3 separate regions of the Homo sapiens genome follow, and all the other regions are linked to region 1. The links are chromatin loops, found by intact Hi-C in ENCODE. Cell type or tissue: ascending aorta. All regions are shown on one strand.

Evidence for each region. Peaks named below come from ENCODE experiments on the same cell type or tissue, not always from the same donor. Only the 100,000 strongest peaks of a DNase experiment are listed, where the experiment ranks them.
Region 2: a loop joins it to region 1, with 2.3 times the contacts of the local background. A loop is called at or near these places in 14 of 110 quality-filtered maps.
Region 3: it touches region 1 in a loop (2.3-fold over the local background); 5 of 110 quality-filtered maps call a loop at or near these places.

The regions. Positions count from the first base shown.
Region 1 is chr13:22,274,242-22,282,241 of GRCh38, reverse strand. It overlaps LINC00540 (long intergenic non-protein coding RNA 540), which reads right to left. Exons shown (of 2, transcript NR_103810.1): 2 at 5,721-7,719. Among named protein-coding and RNA genes, the nearest start is that of LINC00540, 68 kb to the right of the region's middle. In ascending aorta, a CTCF peak has its summit at 3,736 (motif pointing right); a DNase peak (open chromatin) is centred at 3,711; H3K27ac peaks cover 874 bases.
Region 2 is chr13:21,846,288-21,854,287 of GRCh38, reverse strand. No RefSeq gene overlaps it. Among named protein-coding and RNA genes, the nearest start is that of LINC00424, 28 kb to the left of the region's middle. In ascending aorta, a CTCF peak has its summit at 4,746 (motif pointing left); no DNase peak of the experiment used is centred here.
Region 3 is chr13:22,107,411-22,115,410 of GRCh38, reverse strand. The region is part of intron 3 of LOC105370108 (a long non-coding RNA gene); the gene reads right to left. It also overlaps the pseudogene MTND3P1. Among named protein-coding and RNA genes, the nearest start is that of LINC00540, 99 kb to the left of the region's middle. RefSeq lists enhancers at 218-557, 4,339-4,398. In ascending aorta, no CTCF peak of the experiment used is centred here; DNase peaks (open chromatin) are centred at 256, 4,425, 4,820 and 6,607; H3K4me3 peaks cover 408 bases; H3K27ac peaks cover 6,745 bases.

The sequences.
Region 1 (8,000 bases):
TAATAAAACAAGCTTCCTATTCAGAGACATTTACACAGAACTAGATTTACTAAATATTAAAACATATTATAAAGCTATAATGATTAAAAGTGGTACAAGAATTGTTAAAGAGATCAATGGAACAGAATAAGAAAGTCCAGAAATAAGCCAGGAACGGTGGCTCACACCTGTAATCCCAGCACTTTGGGAGGCTGAGGTGGATGGATCATGAGGTCAGGAGATCAAGACCATCCTGGCTAACACAGTGAAACCCCGTCTCTACTAAAAATACAAAAAATTAGCCAGGCGTGGTGGTGGGCACCTGTAGTCCCAGCTACTCGGGAGGCTGAGGCAGGAGAATGGCATGAACCTGGGAGGCGGAGCTTGCAGTGAGCCAAGATCGCACCACTGCACTCTAGCCTAGGCAACACAGCGAGACTCTGTCTCAAAGAAAAAAAAAAGAAAGCCCATAAATATAACCTTGTTGTTTTTAGCACATTTTTCATTAAATTTATTTCAAGGTACTTTATCATTTGTATGGGATTGTAAATTGGGTCTTCTCTTGCTGTATAGATTCTGTATATATTCTGCATATTCATTTTGAGTGCCTCTAATTTATGGAAGAGTTTTTCAGTTAATTGTCTAGACTATTTGAAGATATGCTACTATACAATTTGCCAACAAATAAAATTGTACCCTTCCTTTTTTCAATTTTCAGTTTTTAAACTTTATTCTCTTGTCACATTGCATTGGCTTATAGCTCCAGAAAAGTGCTAAAGACCAGAGACAGCAAACACCCTGGTCCTATCTCTTATTTTAATGGGAATGTTTCTAACATTTTTTTCTTGCTAGTCATAATACTATCTTTAGCATTATTATAAATATATTTTATCGTGTCAATGAAGAATTCATCTACACTTGTTTTATAACAAATTTTCTTTTTATTAAGATTGGCTATTACTTATTCCTTTGTAATATCTGGGGAGATTAGCATATAATTTTTATGCTTAAATTCATTAATGTGGATGAGAATAGATTTATAAATATTAAATAGGCTTGCATTCCTGAAATAAACACATTGATCATGGTATTTTTTAATGTTATGGAATCCTATATGTTAACATTGTATTTGTTTTCATATTATTATTTATAAATCATATTGGACTCGCCCATTTTTAATGGATATTGGTTTTGTGGTCAGTGTGAAAAGGACTCCCTGGCAGGGCGCTTGGCCTCCCCACTGAACCCAGTTGTCCCCAGATGGAAGAAGAGAGTCCCTTCACACCTGCAGAAACAGGATCACTGCCCTGGCCCTGGCCCTAGGTGTCGGCCCTTGGCATAACTCTTGTTCAATCCTTGATAGCTGGTGCTCCAGCCCACCTGGTGTTTTCAGTAGGATTCCCATTGGATCCAAGGAGAAATGGGCCTATCTGGGCTGCCTTCTGCCAGGCCTGGGGTTCTCTTTCTTGTTAGGTTAGATGCCTGGATAAGACACAGGACACTGGCTCTGCGTTGTCCCTCACCCGTATGGATCCCTCATCAGTCCCCACCTTCCTCTTCCTTTTTTTGGTACCCTCCTTTGGTTGTCTCTTAGGTTATTTCCAGAGTTTAAAGTTGTATTTAGCAGGGAGGAGCAGGAAGAGAGGACTTGTTCAGACCTCAAGTTCGCAGTTAACTGAATAGATACTAGATGAAATCGCAGCATTCATAATAGTGATGTCATTAATACCAATCTCAGTGACTGCAGATTTCAGGACAAAAAAAACAAAACATGTCCTTTGCCTAACCCTTCAGTACACTTATTTTTAAAGTGGGCCTCCATTTTGTAAAGCTGGCGTCAACAGAATGATCAGAGATGTGCGCAGCTTCCACTTGTTTCTAAACATTCGTGAATTTGGCTTCTTGTCTTATTTTATTTTTTCCCCCCAACACCTCTGTGTCATCACAGTGAACACATATGGCTTTTTTCTTTTCTAGTAAACAACTAAAGATTTTCTACCCCCATTTCTTTCTCCCGTATCTCTTTTCTGCTAACATGATATCCCATAATAATTTTGATAATGTGATGTCACAATGGCCTCCTCATCTCATTGAGGCTCTATAAACTCCATTAATCTTCTATTCCTACAAACACCAGATCCTTCGTAACAAGCTCTAAGATGTAGGCTTCAGCATCACACAGGTGTTTTGATACTTGACAGTACTTAGAAGAATTGGGCCACCAATTATCCTGGAAATCTGGGCATATTTTGGTACAATTTTTGAGCCATGTAGAAGGTTCACAACTGTATACTTTAGGGTGAGATGTATGAAGACAAGTGGAGCTTCCTTGTTTCTTGGGGCTGATCCAGTTTCTCAGTTTGTCAAACTTAGTCTGATCCAATAATTCAAATATTTCCTTAAGGAAATTCTGGGTGTTCTATATCTTTTGCTCTTCTCCAAGGTAACTTCCAGGCCTTTTAGGTGAGCCTGTTGCAGTCTGGCTGTGGCATGAGTGCCAGAGAGCAGGGCCCTACAAATGCATAGCATTCTGCAATCTCCCCTGTGCTCTAGGTGAGCTGCCCCCCTGCCTTGAGCCCACAGCACTGCAGTGTGCCTAACTCCACAGCCATCCAGGCATCGTGATGGCACTTCTTTCCAAAATCCTTGGTCTCAGCCACCTGCCTCATCCCTGAAGAATTTGCAAACTGCAGCCTTGGTCTCAAGCCTAGGAGTTTTGACTCCTTCATCATTTTCTGCAGGGACTTTAAAAATCTCCTGCACACCACACACAGGCTGTGGGACCAGGAGCCTGCCTCAGTCCTGTTTGTTTTGCCTCCTCTTTCGGCCAACCACACATCATGCTGGATGCCAACTGACCCCAGCTTCTCCTGGGAGAAACAGCTTTCCAGCTACAGTACTTCTCCTGGAATGTCCTTGGGGTTTTGCCCTACCTCTAGCTAAAACTCTCCCACTCCCAACCCCACTGGGGTTCTATCCATGAAAGGAGAGATAGGATGCACACTGACTTTTCTACCTTAGCACTTTCTTTTTTATTTCTTCCATCACCTTCCCGGCCAGGAAAATGGGGCACTCTTATTTCTCCTTGCATTTCCTCAATCTCATACTCCCTCCCTTCTTCATATGGAATTCAATCTCTGGGACCCTTATTCTCTGGGACTCACTCTTGTGTCAGGAGAAGTCCCCCTATCAATAAAGGAGTACAAATCAGTGATTTTCAAAGTATTATACCTGTAATACACAAAGACACTTACTGACCTATTTTGTCCTCTCTGTTTGAAGCACATTCTTCATCACATCTTGCTCACTAGAGAATGCTATCAGCAAAAATCTTCAGCTCATGTAATATTGATTGGGGTGGATGAAGGTGTATGTGTGCATTTCAACTTTAAGACAAGTGAGAATTAATAACCAGATAAAATTAGCAACATCGAGTCTAGTAATAACACATACCACATTGTCATTTCCTGCCAGAGGAACACTGGAGGCATGTTCAAACATTTATCACTATTTAGTATCCAGTTTTCATGAAGTATTTTACTGTCATCCCTAATTAATTCTACCTTTCAACAAGAAGCTTGGGATTGGCTGCTATTGTTATTCTACTCTTATATGTCAGGGAACTGAAGCAGAGGTTAATTAAATGACTTACTCTTATACCCATAGGCTACGTTGGCAAGGCTGTGTCTTAACAGGGTTGCTGGCACAGATGGCCCAAAAGATGGAAATTTAAGTAACCCTGTTCCAGCAGGGGGCACCAGCTACATTACAAATTTGGGTACACCCTAGTATTCTGCTGGTTCAAAATCTTACAAGATGGTATACCCAAGAAAAGTATAGACTCCAAGTGTTGTGAAGAGGACACCGTTCCCTAGTATCCCTCGCACCGAATACAGTTCTTGGGATATAGACAGACTAACAAATCAATAGTCATCTTCCTAGCATGTTTTAAACAGTTCAAGACAGGAGTTCTTACTCCCAAAGTTCAACCCATGATGATTTCTATAATCTTATAATCACAGTTATACTTTCATTCCTTTCGGTCTTAAGAATTTGAAGGCCTCATTTTTAAAACCCTGTAATAAAAATCTCTTGGAAAGGCAACTCCATTAATGGAAATGCTCCGGTCAGTGCTTACGGAATTGGAGAAGCGCAAAGCATAAGAAGGAAGAGTGTGTGGTTACAGGATGGGCAAGACGGTCTCCAAGAAAGTGATGCAGGGACACCACCAATCAACTGACTTCCTGCGTCACGCTCTTATTTAGAGTTATGTCTTCTAGATTTAGTGAGTTCTAAACTCTTGCCTCTTTATATATCCCTTAGGTGATACAGTTTAAAGAAAAGCACTTAGGCAGAATTTAGTTCTAATTTTGGGTCCATTGTGAGCCACAGGAAGCAGTTTAAAATTTTCATTGAAAAGAAGGTGTTTTCAAACAGCCAGAAAAGTTCCCTTTAATTTTTCATATCTATTTGCCTAAATAGATACAATGAACTCATCCAGTGTCAAATCAGTAATATGAGTACGAATTATTTGAAGATCTTATTAAAATGCAGATTCTGGTTTTGTAGGCCTAGGGAGGGGTCTGAGATTCCTCATTTCTCACCAGCTCCCACTGTTGTTGGTCCCTATGGAACATATACTGAGTAGCAAGAAGCTAGATGACAAAACAGGATCCATCTTCCTCAGCTTTCAGAGATGGATTGTGCAGAAAGCAGTCTAGAATTCATTAAGATACCCTCTGCCTCTCCACATCAAAGAGGCCATTTCAAAAAAGGGTGTCACATAAGCAAAATGCTTTAAACTCCAAGTGAAAGACGATCTCCAATGAAGGAGTTACTCCTGGTTCTTCTAGATGAGGGAAGCACAAAAGTTCCTAGAGACATAGAAAGACCCTGTCTTTTAAACCTTCTATATTCTTTGCAGTAAAATCAAGATGTAAAAGTTGAGACCTCTACTTCTTTGGGAGGATTGCTTTTAACCTAGAAAACAACACAGCAGTTGTTCAGCATTTTGTTTTAAAGGTGTACTAATAGAAATAGCCTCCAAGTGCATTGCACCAAATTGATGCAAGATCTACATTGAAATTTTTATGTTGACTAATTCCTTATAAAAACAGAATTGATATATTATTGGTCTAGAGGCAGGTGAGGGGGAAGAGGGTAGAAAGTGCTCTGGATGGGGAAGAGGAAGAAAACACTTATTAAGTGATACATACAGCGTGTTAGACAATGTATTATAAACTTGGTGTTCCTAATAGTCCAATGAGTAAATAATACTAGCTTCATTTTACAAGTAAAGAAACTGAGATTTAAGAAAGTTAATCATCTAGTTCAAGTTTGCACAACTATTGGAAGCAGTAAAGCCTGCACCAGCATCGGCCTCACCCTGTTAAAACACAGATGGCTAGGCCCGCCCCTGGAGTTTCTGATTGAGTGGGTCTTGGGTGAAGCCCAAGAACCTGCCTTTCAAAGGAGCTCCCAGTGATGCAGAGGCTGCCCGTCTGGGGACCACAGTAAGAGCCGCAGCTGGTTCTAGGCCAGGTGGTTCCACGGATGAGATCAAGCTTTGTGGATCTCAGGAAACATGGATGCACTTAGAAGAACAATGTTAAAAACCTGGATCCTAAACAGAGTGGCCCAGGAAGAATCCAATTTAAGCCACTATGCATGCTATTGTGTTTGAAGACATTATTTGTAATACACTTTAATGGAAAACAAGGAAAGAAAAATCAGAAATTCTCTTTGGCATCATTTTCTGTATTTTTACTGTTGATAACAAAGAAATCAAAAAATAAATGTTATATGATACACACAAACACACACACGTCTATCTTCAGAAAAGAAACATACATATATTTGGAAGGAGTTGTAGTTTTTCATTTTCCATGTGAAAAATTGAGGATATTCTTCTCCAGCTTGATTGTTAACCATCAACTAATTTCTCGCTACCCTCATACAGTACAAAACAACGTGGAGAATTTTTATGAGGCAAAATTTATACCAAAAACTCCCCTCCATCTCTCCTCCATATTGTGAATGAGACCCTACAGTGACGAAGACTCCTTTTCTATCTTTCTAGATTCCTGAGGCATATTTCCGAATTTGGAGTCAGTCTATTTGACAAGTAGAGGCACATCTCTACCACGGGGCCCCCATCTGTGGGTGTGCATGCGTTTCAGCCATGAGAGTGACAGAGGCCAGAACACGTGGCTAGACTCTCGCCAAGTCCATCAGACCGTTGTTAAGAGGGCTGGAAGAGCCAAACCACAGCACCATCAATGCTGTGATTTATGCTTTGAAAACACTCCAAGTGGAGCAGCCACACATTTATCAATACTAATGCAGGAACTGCATCTGTGAGAAAAATAAGAAAAACAGACAAACAAAAGGGGTAGTAGTGCTTACACTCTGTAAAGGAAGGGTGTCCCGTAGTTTAATAACCTTTTCTATCCCAACTAAACCCTATCTCAGCATATCTTTTTAAAAAGTGGTGATTTCTCCTGAGCAATAAGCAATCTAGACCAAAATCTCCTTGATGATAAGAGGCCATTTCTGATATACTTTGGTTTTCCTACTTTCTGAACTGGCTCAGATGTGCTTACAGGTTGCAGAGGCAGTGCAGAAGTCAAACACAACCTTGGATGCGTCATCGCTTCTGGCTCTGCAGGCCCTCTCTGGACCAGTGTTTTCTGCTGTCCTTCCTTCTGTGCCTACTTGTGTCCCTTTGCTGGGAACTGACTCATCCAGAGCCTTTGGATTTGCACTTGATGCCTGGGTCTGGACTCTGCTTTTGTTCCTAGGCATTGTCTCCAGTTCTCTCTCTTCCTTTCCAAATGCTACGGCCAGCTCTGCCCACTGGGGATCCCTGCATGGCTCCTAGAACCCTGGTACTGATGCAATCACTGGCCAAGTGGCCCAAATGGAAAAGTGGGTGAGGGGAGACTTCAGACGCTCACACAGCACCTAATAAGTAACTGCACAACGAGGGTTTCATAAGGGATGGAGGAAGAAAGGAAGGAAGGAAGGAAGGAAGGAAGGAAGGAAGGAAAAGAGGATGGGAACACAGGGTGCAATGAGGAAGGGTACTCTAGCCTGCCTGGGCAGGTCACCAGCAAATGTCTATAGAAAGCCCAGAAGCAAGTGGGGCCACAGGCCTCAGAGCTGATGTCCACGTGATTCCTTTATTCTCTTTCCACCACTGATCTCAAATTACAGTTCCTGTGCAGATATTTAATAAACTTCTAGAAGTATGTTAATAAAATCTTCATACTTTCATACTCCCTAATATGCCTTTCATTCCATTCTATTTCAAGAAAGCCATTATGTTTTAGTAATTTTACTCAGATAGGTCTTCATGAAGATACATATTTTTCTTAATGGAAGATGTTTTTGAAAGCTTTTCTTCTCTTCTACCTCCATTCGCAGTCACTTTAGAACCAAAAAAAAGAAAAGCTAAGTTGAGGAATCTCCCAGTTCTTCTATTTGCTTTTGAATGGCAAAAGTTCCCCAGTTCTTATCAGAATAGCTCATCCGTTCACCTATTAATCACAGGAGGACCACTGAATGTCCAGATTGCTGCAGGCCACCTCCTACGACACAGAAGATCCTTCTGTGAAGAAGCATAAACGAACAATTTTGACTCATCGTCCATTCTAAAGGAAACAGCACAAACAAAAAGTGCGTGTGTCCATTATGGAGAAATCCGTAATTTTATTCTCAGCAATCCAACTCTGTTGAATCCTGTGGAGTACATGGAAAAAAGATAGGATCATTGGAAATGCTACAAAGAGTTTTCGAAATGAAATTTTAGCTCAGGCTTTGACACTTACCACACATGTACTTTTTTAAAAAGCTGCATGACATGATGTTACAATTAAAAAGAAAACATCAAAACATGTTGTCACATGCAAATATAAAACAATGGGCCGTGTCTTAGAGCATCTGCTTCAAGTTAACTACAGATGTGAAATGTTGATAGAAATTATTATCATTGGTGGGTGTTTTGTACTTTACATTATATC
Region 2 (8,000 bases), 430 kb after region 1:
ATGGCCCTTTTACAATTGACCTATTAAATAAGAATAAAAGATCAGCACTACAGAGTGAAGACACCTGTAACAGAAGATCCAGGCTGGAAGAGGCACAGAGTGGCAGCTCCGAGTCATGTTAAAAGCACAGGATCTAAGAGAGACTACCTGGATTTGAACCCAGGCTCCACTGCTAACCAGCTGCCACCTGCACAAGCCAAGTGCCTCCATAAACCCCAGCTTTCTCATCTGGAAAATAAGGATCACATTGGCTGCTACTTAGTGGGGCAGCTTTAAGGATTAAATAATGGAAGTATGTAAAGTGCTTACTTAGCACATTGAAAGAGGCCTAGTAATTACTCAATAAATGTTAGCTGTTATAATTACTATTTTTATTAAAGAAGTTGAGTATAAACCTTAACTCTAAGCTTTCTACAAGCTAGACTAAGCAAAAAGGTAACTCAAGTAGTTACACAGATCCCACTACTTAGGATGCATGGATGAACAAAGGGATGGATGGACAGGAAGGAGAGAGATGGGAAGGAGAAAATGAGAGAGGGAAAGAAATTCTTTACTAGTTTGAAGGTAGCTACATATTTTTCCAAGTTCTGAATTCTAAAACAGTTTTTACTTGGTTCTATAAATAGTGGACCTGAATCCATAAAATAGATATCTGGCACAATGTAATCAGAAACTCCAGTTTTCTTTATTTTTTTATTTTTTATTTATTTATTTATTTTTTTTTTTGAGACGGGGTCTTGCTCTTTCGCCCAGGCTGGAGTGCAGTGGCGCCATCTCGGCTCACGGCAAACTCCGCCTCCCGGGATCATGCCATTCTCCTGCCTCAGCCTCCTGGCTAATTTTTTGTATTTTTAGTAGAGACGGGATTTCACCGTGTTAGCCAGGATGGTCTCGATTTCCTGACCTCGTGATCCGCCCGCCTCGGCCTCCCAAAGTGCTGGGATTACAGGCATGAGCAGAAACTCCAATTTTCTATCCCACTGAACTTCACTCCAAAGAAACCCGAGGCCCTGATCAATGTTGTATGCTCACTGAGACACATACACACGATCAGCCATGGCAGATATTTCATTAGAGGTTCTGTGAGGGCTGCATAGCTTGGTACCAAATATCAGCAAGAAGACTAAACATCACGGCTTTTTCCTAATGTATTCTTCATTAGTAGAAAAGGATTTTCAGTAAGTGGCAAAATCACAAGGGATTAACATTTGAAAGGCCACTGACTTTCCAACCTCCTCCCCAGAAAGTATCGAATCTTGGAATTTTATTCTTCCTTGGTTTTTCCATTGGCTTAATCACTCTAGCACTGCATACAAGAAAAAAGAATTCCTTTGAACAGGTGCCCTATTTATGAAGACATTTATAGCCACCATAAAAATATAGGAAAATGATTATTCTTCTTCCCCTTTTCACTTTTTTCTGCTAAAGAGGTAGAACAATAAATTGCATCTGAATTGCACATCCTGGTATATTTACCTTGCCCAGATCTTCCCAGATGTACAAAAAACAAAGTTGTATTTTTTCCCTATATTTCTGCTGCAATTCTAATATGTTTCCCCAAGGCTGACTCTGACTTTGAATTTATAGAGAGTCTTTCAAAGGACCAATAATAATAATGAATTGTTGTATTCGGGGAGGCTCTGTGCTTAATTTCATGCTCATAAATTAATACTGCTGATTTTAAAAGACTGCAAGCAGGTATTATCTTTATAGTATATTGAAGACCTTAAATGCTTTCTATTGTTATGAGGAAAGCCTGATGAACTTACTTCTTTCATTAGCAGTTATTTTCTTCACAATTATTTCTATCTTATAAAATCTAAGGACTTCCTAGTATTTTTATATTGAAGACTCTATAGGTGTTAAGGAGAGGTGCATTAAAAATCCCAAGACATTCTATGTGCTACAAAAAAAATGAAAGGAAACAGAAAACTTACTTGAATTATCTTGACATGAAAGCAAAATTCTTAAAATTCTATCTACCCTCTTGGCATCCCCACACAAAGATCCTGCAGAAACTGGAAACTTGTAGGAGCCATGACTAATCCTGGCAAAGCAAGTTATGAACTGCCTCTGCAAAATGACCCCTGTTCTGCCAGGAACATTTGCATTGCATCTAGAATGTGAAATCTGGGTACTCTATATCATCGCATTCCCAGCCCTTTCTTCTTGTGTCTGTACTTAGTGAAGTCTCTCAATGCAGAGAACAAGGAAATTTACATTCTTTTTGGAAGAAGGTTCAGATGGAGCCAGAGTCTTGGGCCCAAGACACTCTTCAAAGAGGTTAATTAATGACGGGAAGAAGAAAGAGGTGTGTTGTATATAATAGGGGCAAAATCTTCTGAGGTCTCTTGGCTAAGAATTCCACAGAAAATGTAGGCAATCACTTTCTCCACTCTGTCCTGACCTCCCAACTCCTCTCCTGTGTCCTCCTCCCAGGAAGTCTAGGGTGTCAAAAAGGAGCCTGTATCTTGTCTAGAAAAACTCAAAGGCAGCCATCCCAAACACAAATAATATGAAATAAATCTTATAAAAGAGATGGTGAGAAATGACACCTTGGTTTAGCCTAGGCTGAGAAACCTAGAAAGACTGTTTGGAGTGAAGCAAACACCAGCTGGGAAGCACAGTTCAGGCCGAGGGCCTGACCCTGAGTTCAGAGATGGAGGAGCAGGGCAAAGTATGTGTTCTGTTTTGTAACCTTAATTTTTATGGCTATCTGCTGGTGGGCTGTTTCGCCTGGTTCTGTTCTATTTCAACATCCATTTATGTTCCACCGCTAGTTCTTTAATAAACACATTTTTTACTCTACCTTGCCAAGCAGGAGTCCTCAATGCTGGAAGCACCCCAATAGTCGTAGGAGGTCTCTTCTACCTGATTTGGGGAGCAAAGGTGTCTGCCGGTAGCCCTTTCATTTGCTCCTCTGCAGCACCCTGTAACTCCCGGCGTGCTTCGATCCCTGGTACAGACCAAAGCCTGCTGCACCTGAAAGAACCCTGGCCCCGTCTCACCCCTGAATGCACTGGATATGATCTTGTGGTGAAAGAATCCACCTTGTTTTCCAAAGCCAAAAATGAAACAAACCAATTTTACTAGCAATTCATACTCAATATTTTCCATCTCTGAGTCTGTAAACTAGAACAGAGGGATTTAAGACCTACAAGAAAAGAAAAGAAAGTTGCTCAGAGAGAAATGTAAGAAAAGGTGAGTGATGCCATCCAAACAGCCATGAAGAGATGACAGTCATTACCCAGGGACTCCAATGATGGAGTTCGGGAGGCAGCCTGGGGTGGAGAAGAAAGTGAATGGCTCAGGTTTCAGGCCAAGGTGGGTGTGCATCTTGGCTCTGTCACTTACTAGCAGCATAAGGAGATCAAAGTGACCCAGCCTCTCCCAGCCTCAGTTTTCTCATTTGTGCAACAGTGGTAGCAGTGCCTACCCCAACATTCTTGTCAGAATCCCATGCCAGCATGTAGCACATGGAGTGTGCTAGAACACACATGGCACTTCTAGCAGGGTGCTGGCACGGCTAGAAGCAGCCCTACAGGAGTGGCTTTCATTACCCTCAAGTGGTTTAGGCCACAATAACCCAGTGTGCTCAAACTTCCTCATCTTTTGCAGACAGCCTTCCCATACCACGACCCTAAACGTGGTACAAGAACATGTCCTGATATTTTAAACAACATTTGCCATAAAACCAAACCTCCATGCATTTCCACACGAGTGGCTAGATAATATGATAAATCATCTACAGAAATGCAGGATTCTTGGTGACTCATTTAAAAATAGAAAATGTTTTATGCTGTTATCTACCAATGGAATGAAATCTGCATGCCTATGGTCTCAACAAACTAGCGTGATGGAGGGAGGCGCTAGATCACGCCAAATGAATTTTTATCAAATATTAATCCAAATTCATAAGCAGGATTGTTAATTAGAGATGCAATCCAGTGCCAACTTTTACTGGGGACTATATTTCACAAATTCTCCTACATCTGACTTGGGGAAAATCTGACTTTGAGCAAACGCTCAGCCTGGTGAGTGCTTCTTGAACATTACAACGGTCTAATAATAGAAAAAGGTTTCCCGTAGATAGAGTTAAAATCAGCACATTCATTCAAGCACACACAGTAACGAAAAGTAGAGGCAAAGTCAGAGCATGAAAAGTAAGATATAGGGACTTTTCTCCCTCACATGTTGAACTTTAAAATTAAGACAGTGATGCCTATATGGGTAATAGATAAAACCTCCAAACTTGAGGCAGCCTGGTCTTCAAAGTCCAGAAAATTGTTTGCAGACTTGTCTCAGCCATGAATACAAGTTTTGGCTTACACATCTAGGGTGAATAAGGGATCCAATAAATGAGAATGTTCCAGTATTTTCCCTCTGTGAACAGAAACTTTATGAAAAATTAGTGTTCTAGAAAAACAAGAGGTGCCTAAGGGGTTTCTAGCTTTGGTGGGCACAGAGAGAGCACACTAGACACTCTAAGAATGTACCAGGAGATGCCCAGAAAGGAGGTCAAGAAGGCAGTGACAGAAACACAGAAATAGAGACAGAAATCAGAGACAGCCATAAAAAAAAAGAAAGTTATAGGAACACAGTTCAAAAGATGAAGGTCAACTCATCACACCTCACTGGCCCTGAACTCCCTTGACAGCATCTATTTGCAAAGTTGTACTAACAGGACACTGGAGCATAGGAGGAGATTTGGGGGAAGCCTTGCACGTGGTAATGAGCCATTCCCTCTACTGGCTGAGCTAATGAACTGCACCACTCATTTCCATGTATCACATTAAAGAACAGGTTTGGGACCTAGAGAGAGAGAGAAAGGGAGAGAGGAAAAGAGAGAGGGCACGCAATAATACTCAAAATGTGGTTCATTTCTGGGGATTTAAGATTAGTTCCCATTACCAATCTCTCTTAATTTATTTTCTTGGTTTGAAAATGGAAACAAAACATGAGTTCAAGTAGACACACAATGTACCCACCAACCATATGACTTTCCCCTCCCCCCCACACACCCCAATTCCTTCTCATTTATTATTTTTAGAAGTTGTTCTCACCTTCTTAGTGGATACACTTAAATTCAGTTAAGCCTCAATATAATTTTAAATGTTTTATTCCACATCAGACATGCAGCAAACATAGCCCCCTTGCAACTTACCCAGGAATCAGATGGATTCAGACTAAAGGTTTTCAAGGAAGATGTTTCAAGGACCTGTATTTAAAATACAGTGTCTTCTCCCAAAAGGTAGGAGTGCCAGCTATAGCACTGCGGGGGGCTTGTCACAGCCAAAATCACTCCAGTATTGAAATAATCAGGGCCAGGTCTAGTGGCTCACACCTATAATCCCAGCACCTTGGGAAGCCAAGACCGGTGGATCATTTGAAGTCAGGAGTTCAAGACCAGCGTGGCCGAGATGGTGAAACCTTGTCCCCACTAAAAATACAAAAATTAGCCTGGTGTGATGGTGGGTGCCTGTAATCCCAGCTACTTGGGAGGCTGAGGCACGAGAATTGTTTAAGCCCAAGAGACGGAGTTTGCAGTGAGCAGAGATCGTGCCACTGCACTCCAGCCTGGGTGACAGAGTGAGACGCTGACGCAAAAAGAAAGAAAGAAAGAAAGAAGAAGAAAGAAAGAAAGAAAGAAAGAAAGAAAGAAAGAAAGAAAGAAAGAAAGAGAGAAAGAAAAAGAAAGAAAGAGTGAATCGGCATCTGAGACGGCATTCCAGGATGGCCCTGACCGGTCTCCTGCACCACAGGCCAGATGCTCGCTGTCACGGTTTGGCAAAGGTGGGATCTGACCAAAACGGGTAAGATGCTCATCTTTCCTTCCCTCAAAGGAGTTGCAGTGAATTCATTTCTTTCTGAGTTCAGAAATACCTTCTCTGCATCACTTGAGACATGCTATTTACACTCTTACTAATATAAAAAAAATTCTTTATCTTTATTTTACATAGTAACTTGTAGCTCTTAACATAAGCTCAGGGAAATAATGAGAAGATGGACTTGATGATTCTAACCATATACAAGGTGATTGTGAACGGGAAGGCTGCGATGCTGCACCGTGGCACACACCTCCAAGACAACTTTGAGCTGCATGGAGAAAACTATCTGGGATGATATCATAGCAGCTACTTCCATTAAAGAAAATGCAATCTGGTTGACATTTAAGTAAGGCTTGAATTTACTTCAATCTGAGTTTCTCCTTTGGGTTGATAAAAGGCACTGTAAGAAACTACATGTAATTAACATTTCAGTCAATAAAATATAAATGTCAGTATTGGAGGAAAAGCTGTGGTTGGAAATACTAAGATAAAGATGTGGTCGCCCGGGCGCAGTGGCTCAAGCCTTGTAATCCCAGCACTTTGGGAGGCCGAGGCGGGTGGATGACGAGGTCAGGAGATCGAGACCATCCTGGCTAACACGGTGAAACCCCGTCTCTACTAAAAATACAAAAAATTAGCCGGGCGCGGTGGTGGGCGCCTAAAGTCCCAGCTACTCGGGAGGCTGAGGCAGGAGAATGGCATGAATCCGGGAGGCGGAGCTTGCAGTGAGCCAAGATCGCGCCACTGCACTCCAGCCTGGGAAAAAGAGCGAGACTCCGTCTCAGAAACAAAAACAACAAAAAAAAATGTGGTCAATTGACAGATATTTAAATATGTAATGTGTCCCAGGGACCATGAGCCATCAAAATGACTACACTCGCTCCTACATGAGCCACAGCTCTATTCATATAGTCAAGAGGTAGACACCACACAAATGCCCATGGATGGATAAACAGATGCAGAAAACATCGTACCGAATAGAAAACAGTTTCCTCCTACTGTCCTCACACCACTCTCAATACTTCCAGAACACCTCCCTTCTGACACCACACTCAACACGGATCACGCCTGTGACCAGATGTGTGGGGTGTTTTTCCTCACCAAGCAATTCTCTGACACCAGCAGCTCCTACAATTTAACTCGCGTCTGACGCCGTCTACGTACACTATCTACATGGAGACAGTGCAGCACCCACAGGTTGAGAGCTGGGTTCCGCAACACTATCCCCACTTCAGAGTCCAGTCAGGTCACTTGAGCTTCTGACCCGCCAGCTGTAAAGCACGTGTTCTCGTGACCCCCTTCTCAGATTCCGTCATTTACTAGAGTGACTCACAGAACTCAGGAAAACTCTTGATTACATTTACCCATTAATTATAAAGGATACAACTTGGAAACGGCCAAATGGGAGAGCGCGAGGTGCGGGGAAGGGGCGGGGAATTTCCACGCCCCTCCCAGCGCCTCCGTGTGTTCAGCAACCCTGAAGCTCTCCAAACCTGTCCTTTGGGGGGTTTATGGAAGCTTCATTGCATACAACAATTGATTACATCATTGGCCATTAGTGCTCAGCCCAAACTTCAGCCCCCTCCCCTCCCCAGAGCAGCAGGCAGGCACTGGGCTAAAAGTCCCACCCCTCTAATCTCGTGGTGGGTTCCCCTGCCTACCAGCACCCCCAACACAAGGCTATTCAGCCACCCAGTCATCTCATTAGCATAGGAAAAGACACCACCTCAGAGATTTCAAAGGTTTTAGGAGCTGTGCTCCAGGAAACGGGGACAGAGACCAAATGTCTATTTCTTATTATTTCACAAGTATTTACAATGGAATATTATCCAGCCTTAAAAAAAGAAAGTAATCCTACCATTTGCAACAACATGAATGAACCTGGAAGACATTAAGCTAAGTGAAATAAGCCAGTATCAGAAAGACAAATCTTGCATGATTCCACTTATATGGGGTGTCTAAAATAGTCAAACTGACAGAAGCAGAGAATAGAATGGTGGTTGCCAGGGGCTAGAGGGGGGAGGAAATGGGAAGCTGTTGTTCAATGGCTGTAAAGTTGTAGTTATGCAAGATGAGTAAGTTCTAGAGATCTGCTGTACATCCTAGTGCCCATAGTTAACAATACGGCACTGTGCACTTAAAAATGTGCTAAAATGGTGGATTTCATGTTAT
Region 3 (8,000 bases), 170 kb after region 1:
CTTTTCACTTTTACATTCACCAGGTTACCATCTTGCTAAAATCAGATGACTCTTTACCTAAAAAACAAATCAAACTTGGCATCCTTCTCCTAAAGCTGCAGTTGTTGCTGGTGTTTTGATGGGGCGGTGGTTTGGGTAATGAAACAGGGAGAGGTCAAACATTCACACACCAAGAGTGATGACCTATTGGAATAACAGGAAGTGAAAACAAACTCAATTGCACTGGGGAGAGCACATCAGCAAAGGGGAACCGGAGGCCTCGAGGAGCATGCAGGCCAAGGCTCCGCTTCTTAGTCCATCCCTCCTTTGACTCTGATTTCATCACCTTGCCATCTGATCCTCCTGGTTGATTTCAATTAATTTCCAAGGATGAGAAAACTCACACTTCATTCCAATGCCTGAGAACACCCGAGTGACTGATTTATGGAGACTGTTGTTAGAAAGACAAACAATGACTTGAAATGGCCAAAGAGTTAGTGACTTGCACAATGGTTTATGGTGACCTCAGATGTGGGAGAAGGTTTCAGTTCTTACATTCAGGGTTGAATTACCACCACTACCAAAATAGCTGGGGAAATTTCTTTCCATGATGTCAGGCCAATAAGCAGTGTTTCTAAAGGAAACGAGTCACTGTGGTCTTCACTTCCCCTTCACTTAACCAAGGAGGGGGTTAAAATACAAAACATAGAGGTGTTAGGACTGGCGGCACGTTTTGTTATTTTTCCAGAATGCATCTCTTAGTTTTTGTACTCTGCGATTTTCTTTTTTTTTTTTTTTTTTTTTGATACAGGGCCTCACTGTGTCACCCAGTCTGGAGTACAGTAGCATGATCATGGCTCACTGTAGCCTCAACTACCCAGGTTCAAACAATCCCACCTCAGCCCCACAGGGAGCTGGGACTATAAATGTTTGCCACCATGCCCAGCTAATTTTTTTTATTTTTATTTTTTATTTTTATTTTTTGTAGACACAGAATCTCGCTATGTTGCCCAGGCTGGTTTTGAACTCCTGGCCTCAAGCAGTCTTCCTGCCTCAGCCACCCAAAGTGCTGGGATTACAAGCATGAGCTATATGCCATTTTCTAAAGGTTTTCTGTTTCTTTTTCTGTAACAAGTCTGACTTTGTTAAACGTGGCTCATTCAGTCCTTTCTCAAACTTAAAGTGTCATGTAACTTCTGTGACTTCTACTCTTGAGTTCACCACCTTTCTTACCTCCAAATACCCACCCACAAACGGAAAAACAAACAAACAAACAAACAAAAAACAGTGACCTCAGCAACACAAAAACACAAATTGAAAGGCTCCTGTCCTGAATGTAAAGATGTATAATCACTTACCAAAATAATTCAACATTTAGTAAAGCATCTCTATCTATGAAAACCCATTGAGAAAGAATGTTTAAAATGATGTCTCTAATAATTCCTTTTTTTTTAGTTCTTCAGTTTTAAGCTCAAAACAGAGAAAATGCTAAGAGCTCGCATTTCAATTACAATCTCCTAGGGACACAGAGGTATTGGAGTCAGTCTCTCATATCATCAGAACCTGAGAGAATCGTGGAGAGTTAAGTGAAGATGTGCACCAAACCAATCATACAGGAACACAAGGAGAAAAATATTTCTAAGACGCAGAAAAAAATTCAAATGATAACAATTATTTTTCTAAGAGAGAAAACATCCACAAAATGCATTTCAATCTGCCCAGTGAATGATTTTAGCATTGTCAGTAGTCTCTACACATGACTAACTTAGAACAACAGAAGTAATTCTGAGTAAAGAGGAATCAGAATAAGTTTTATATTTCAACAACCCCACTGCTCTACGTGAATTCCTGTTGATGGAACCACTTCACCGACAACATTTACTGCCAGGCAGAGAGGGGGCAAATTCTTACATAGCACGCTCAAAAGGTAAGATGCATCGGGGACTGGGAGTAGATGAGTCAGGCTTTGGGAGAAAAGTCACAGAAGCTAAGCTTGGACATGCACTTGGAGGTTAGATCTTAGTGCTTGCTCCTTCGCTGCTTGTGCAGGGGTGACCTACGTCCAATGTTAGGAAGGTGCCAAAGACCAGGGGTTTTATATAATCCATGAGGTAAGTCAACACCCTACTGGCCCTATCACTAATAATTATTACATTCTGACTTCCACAACTCAATACTTACATAGAAAAGTCTAACCCTTACGAATGCGGGTTTGACCCACTATCCTTTGCCCGCATTCCTTTAAGTCAGGACATTGAGTTCTTTTAGTTTCCTCTCTGTTGATAATTAACTGTTATTGTTGTCATCCCAGTCATGTCTAAGAATGCCTATTCTTGGAAAACCAACAGCTATTATCCCCTCCTGTGAGAGGGCACAGAGAGGGAAGCTTTCCGTTTTGTTACTCACTCCATCAGCTGCGGCTCATTCAGGCAGCAGGTCAAATCAGGAGTGTCAGGACAGGTGAGCCCAGGTGACAGGGAAGCACACAGAGGGTCTCCAACTCAGCCTCAGCCAGGAAAGATTTCCTTGTGGCCACACATACATCCTTATCCATGCGGGGTCCTTGTCAGCAATTCCTGGCTGATCCACTACAGAGAGATGCTAAGGTGCATGCACGGCGATTGTCAATGCTGCCTGCAGAATAAGACATAGGAAATCCTACAAAATTCACAAACACAGGTCAAGTGCTCCTATCTAAGCAAAAAGCCAAGCCATTTTTTTACAACATGAATAAATCCTAGAGAATAAGATGCCTAACATTTCGCTGGGTTTTGTTTTCTTTTGCTTTGCATACTAATGAATAAGTATAATTTTTAATATTTAAAATACAATATGACTATTATATATTCATAGAAATTTTAAAAAGGTTAAAGAATAAAAATACTAAATAAGTGTTTACTGTGCTTGCACTAAGTGTGGAAATAATAATTTCTAGAAGAGACAAGGTAGGTTGATTGAACAGAAGATAGTATGAGGACTAACTAGTGTGACTTTTTTCCTCCTAGACAAAGTTTGGTATATTATAAATGGCTCAAAGAAAAAAGTTTAAAAGAGGCTTGTCTGGGTCACTAAACATTAATACTTACAGGATACAAGAAAATGTCTTGCCTCAATTTTAAGTAATTATCCTGCGTTTTGTGTCTACTATTTCATTAAGCCTGTGTGAAACGCATAATTACGATGCAGGTGAGCTTGCTATACCAGCGTTAGCATGAAAGTCTCCGTCAAGTTTCTGAGAGGTCCCCGAGGGCAGAACCAGGACACACTCCTTCTTGTGCATACCACTCCCAGCCCAGTGCCTACACCGCCACATGCATTCCACAAAGGATCCTGGAATTCGTTATGGAGAAATGTCCTCATCCTGTCAATGTCAGTTTCATTTTTGAAGGGAAGAGTGGTAGCTCCCGGTAACAGTTTCCTCTGGCCAACGCTTTTGATAAGACCCCAACGTCTCTCTATAGGATCATCTTATTAGGTTCCTGGACGGATCCCAAACTCCAGTCTCATCACCTCCAACTCCCAATCCATTCCAATACATCTGTTGATGTCTCTCCCTCCTATTCAGAAAAAACACCAAATTCCCTTACATGCCCTGGAGAATCACTGCTTTTTATGAGTAGAGGATGGCTTTCAAGAACAATGCTCTCCTGGGTGAGATAACACATTGACCTGACATCAAGTGAGGGGGCAGGGAAGGTGACTGGAGAACATCCTAACAATCGTCAAACGGAACTAACTTGGTTCCACCAGTTGTGCTGGAGACATACGTTGCTGGTACTTGCTAAATATGACTTAAGGGAGGCCATTGATTTGGAGTGAGCTCCGAAACTACGCCTCAACAGATCACACCAAAATGGAGTCACTCAGGCTAAAGTTTCATGCCACCAAACAGAAATGAAAGTGTTTATCTGGCCTTCTGAGAAATCAGGAGAGATAACAGCCAAATTTCTAAGGAAGCCACTTTCAGCCAGCATGATAAGGAAATCCCCTCTGCTTTAACCCTTTGGAGAAAAGCAACCTGAAATCACCAGATGTTAGCCCACCTGCTTTTTGTATTATGCCATTTCCTTGCTCCTGCTCAAGCAGCCTTATAGAAACCAACTGTCATGCCCAGTGCAGCACCCGTCTAAATCTTTAGATGGGCTATGACTAATAACAGTCAACTCAATCTGTCAACTCCATTTGTTGAAATTTTGCTTTTGGACACGCCGTAGAGATGAAGTGAAATGTGGATTAGGTAAGAAAGACACCCAGAGAAAGGGGACCCTTGGTAGTCCCTAAGGCTAGCCCAGGCGTGAAACACTGTGTATCCACAGCCAGGCAGAAGAAGAGCCTACAAATCACCAGGACTCAGAGGACGCTGAGATGTCCTGCAGGGCAGAGGGGACAGCTTCCGCAAGACATGCACGGTGAACACCCCAAAGGAGCCCAGCAGCTGTGCCCCGTGCCTGGTCAGGGGCAGTGTTTCAGGGTTCCAGGCTCTTGCTGCCCCTCCCACAGGCCAGGATGCTTGCTGCAGGCACATCTCTGCTGCTCCCCACAACTGCACCTCCATGAAGCCTTGTCTAGCAGAAGTGCCTTAGCAATCACTCAAAATATTTCTTCAGAATGTCCTTATAAAAGTACATGTCTCTGGGTGAAACAATTTAAAATTAGTAAAGTCAATATTTAATTTGGACCTAGTTGGGAAATACGGAATTTTCCATGGAGAATCAGAACTGTCACCAGGATACGGTGAATTGGAACCACAGCCCTGGTTCCTGCATGTTGAGAAGACAGCTGCTGGGCTCCAGGGTGATTCAGGGTAGGGACCGCAGTGGCCCTACCAGCCAATGGCTCTAGCCAAGACCTTGGCTAGACAATCACTCTGCAAACATCATCCCCACCACCGCATGTTCCTCCTAATCTGACTCAGCCCGGGCTCTGCCTGCCAGCCCCCGCCCCAGCTCCAGGCTGCTCTTTTCCACTGTAGGATGGCCTTGGATGTTTGTGTTTCCTTTTTTGTTCATATAAGAATATTTAGGGTGTGGAGGACACACAGTTTTCTTTGACCTGTGACACACAGCCTCCCAGGAAGGGTCTTGGATGCTCCACTACACTCCGTCATCCAAGACAACACTGAAAAGACTCCCAGATCTTTCTGTGAGTGAGAAAAGAGACCAGCCCAGCCCCATCAAGCCCCCAGAATGAAAGAAAAAGACCCTGCCACGATGGACTCTCCTCCTCTTAGTCTAGCTAAAGGCTTGTCAACCCTTTGATCTTTCCAAAAAATCAACTCGTGGTTTTGATTTTCTCTATAATTTTTTATTCTCTATTTTACTTCTCTACACTCTAATCTTTATTTTCTTCCCTGTGCTGGTTTGAGGTTTAATTTGCTCCTCTTTTCCTAGTTCCTTAAGGTGTATGACTAGGTTATTACATTGAGGTTTTCATTTTTCTTTAATGTATGCATGCACAGCGATCAATTTCCCTGTGAGCACTTCTTCTAATGCATCCCGTAAGTTTTAGTATGCTGTGTTGACTTCCCTCTTTATCCATAAAAATAATCACACTACCCTGGGGACCACAGAAGGTGTAAAGCAATACAAGTGGTCATTGAGCTTTGATTTTCCTATTCAGAACAGGTTAATCTACTTGTAAATTGAGTTATTCTTTTGCCTAAAGGATAAGCTATTTTTGCTAATCAAATTTTGGTCCAAAAAGAGACATTTTTTCTGGCTCTTTTTCAAGATCTGTGGCCCATCAGAGTAGATCAGTATGAAGGATGGCATAGACCAGAGGTTAATGAATTTGTGGGAAAGATTTCCAAAGTTGGAGAACACACTTTACAGTAACCAGAAAGAATTGGATGAATCTCTGCTTTCTATCACCCAGGACCATTCCCAGTTCCAAATCTTGTTGCAGGGGTCTGCCCACCCTGTCTCTCATGAAAGGCCACCTCTCCATACTGCCCAGCCCCTCTGTCAGCTGGTATCAAAAACTGGCCCCATTTCAGAGGACTGTCCATCAAGTTACATACAGTCTGGGACATGGATGATTTAACAGGTGAGCGTGATCCAGGGGTGCTGAGCAGAATGGAGCCTACTTTCCTAAACAGACGTCAAACTAATGTCCTGGCCTCCTGCAGTTACAAAAGCTCCCTTACAGCACAACTAACTCAGCCCAGAAAACTTCCCAGGTGATTTGAGTTGGATGCAAGTTTGCCCCTTACTTCCAGGCCTCCATTGTTTTGGAATGTTGCTATGCATTATTAAACAGCGGCCACATTTTGTCCAAGAGGTGGCTGCATTTCAATGGCGGTGAAGTAATGCCTGTTTATATGTGCGCTTGCAAAGGGTTTTGGAACACTTTGACATGAAAAGCATCTTACAATACATCATTAGTGATTTCTAACAATCACTAATTGAGAAGTATGAAGGCTCTCTCCCAATACATATTCTTTGAAAGGTGATAGTCAACCAGAAACAGCTTCTGATGGGTTCTCTGCTTTTATCCAGTTGATTGGAGTGCAGTTGAGAATGTCAGTTTAATGGTGAAACAAATCTTAATTTCTTGGAATGCGTATCTGATGAGACAAGACCAAAAAAATAACAGTGAAGCTGAACAACCATCTACATATTTAGCTGCCTGGAACAGTGGGAGCCAGCATGCTAGAAAATAACTTGTATTTTACTCAGACACATAGCTTTTGTGATCATTATTTGCTGGTAAGCCCAACTGATTGTGAAAATCAAACTATTTCCTTCAGAACACTGGCCAAAAAAATATTGCTAAACTTGGCCCCTTAGTACACAATCAAAAGCTACAGATTGCCTAATCACATATTGTATTTTGATAGCTCATTTCTTCTGAGGGGATAAAGTTATTTCACAGGCAGCAATCCCGAGTATTATTAAAATTGTTTTACAAATGGAGAAACTAAAGTAAAGAGAAATTGAGTCATTCACTCAGGATCTCGGCTGAGTCACAGCAAATCTAAGAAAAGAAGCCCTTTCTCCTCACTCTGTTCACTTGTCCCCTTCAAGCTCTGTGTCCTCAGGCAAAATAGCTCCTTGGCTTTATTTTGAATAAATTATCAGATTTAGGTCAATTCAAAATTTTATTATGAAGTAAAAAGAAAAAAGAAAGAAAAAAACATACAAACTCACCAAAAATCAGCAGATTAAGCCTTTGATAAAATGTGACTGAAATGCTCTCCCAGAAACAGACAGGAAACAGTATCACATAGAGACATTCCTTTTGATGTTAAGGTCACTCAGCCTCTCCATCAGTCCTAACTGAGCAAATTCCCTGACTTCCCATTTTCACAAATTCCTTAATCTTTAATCCGCGTTCATTTTCTTCAAAGCATAAATGTGCATAGTCTTCCTAATAAAGTTAAGAAGCACAGTTCTGAAGTTCTTCGAAACCAAAAACAGACTATCTTTAAAGACTGCCAAATACTGGGGGCTTAAATCTGCACCCCATTTACAAATGCAATGAAAGGCAGTAGGGAAAACACAACAGTGCAAAAACACAATTTTCCATGCAATTTACAAATGGTTAGTTTTGCATAGATCTGCTATGCTCCTTCCTTATCACATCTCTGTATCTCTTACCCTCACCCACAACTCTGCAAGCTGCAATTTGAGAGTTCTCAAACCAACACTGGGTTCACGCCAACTTACAAACTTTATATTTGCTTAGCAAACATCAAAGGATGAATAATGTGTTGTCATTCCCTGACCTTACAAGAAGGTTGAATATAAAATAACAACCTTGGTCACCGTGTAGAATGACAGCACTGAAGCAGCTTACCCCTTGGCCTGGATTCTTGCCTTCTTCGTCTAAAGGGAACAGGCTGTTGCTTTGCACAGGGTGGGCACTCCACGCATATTGATTCTTTCATTCTCCTGACAAGGCGGGCAGCAAAAGCAAGAAAGGCAAAGGGACTAGGAATGCACGAAACTGAGCTCAAGTACTGGCCTGCTCCTCAGAACCAGCTGTGTGGACCTGGGCTCAGCACCTCACCTTTCCAACTT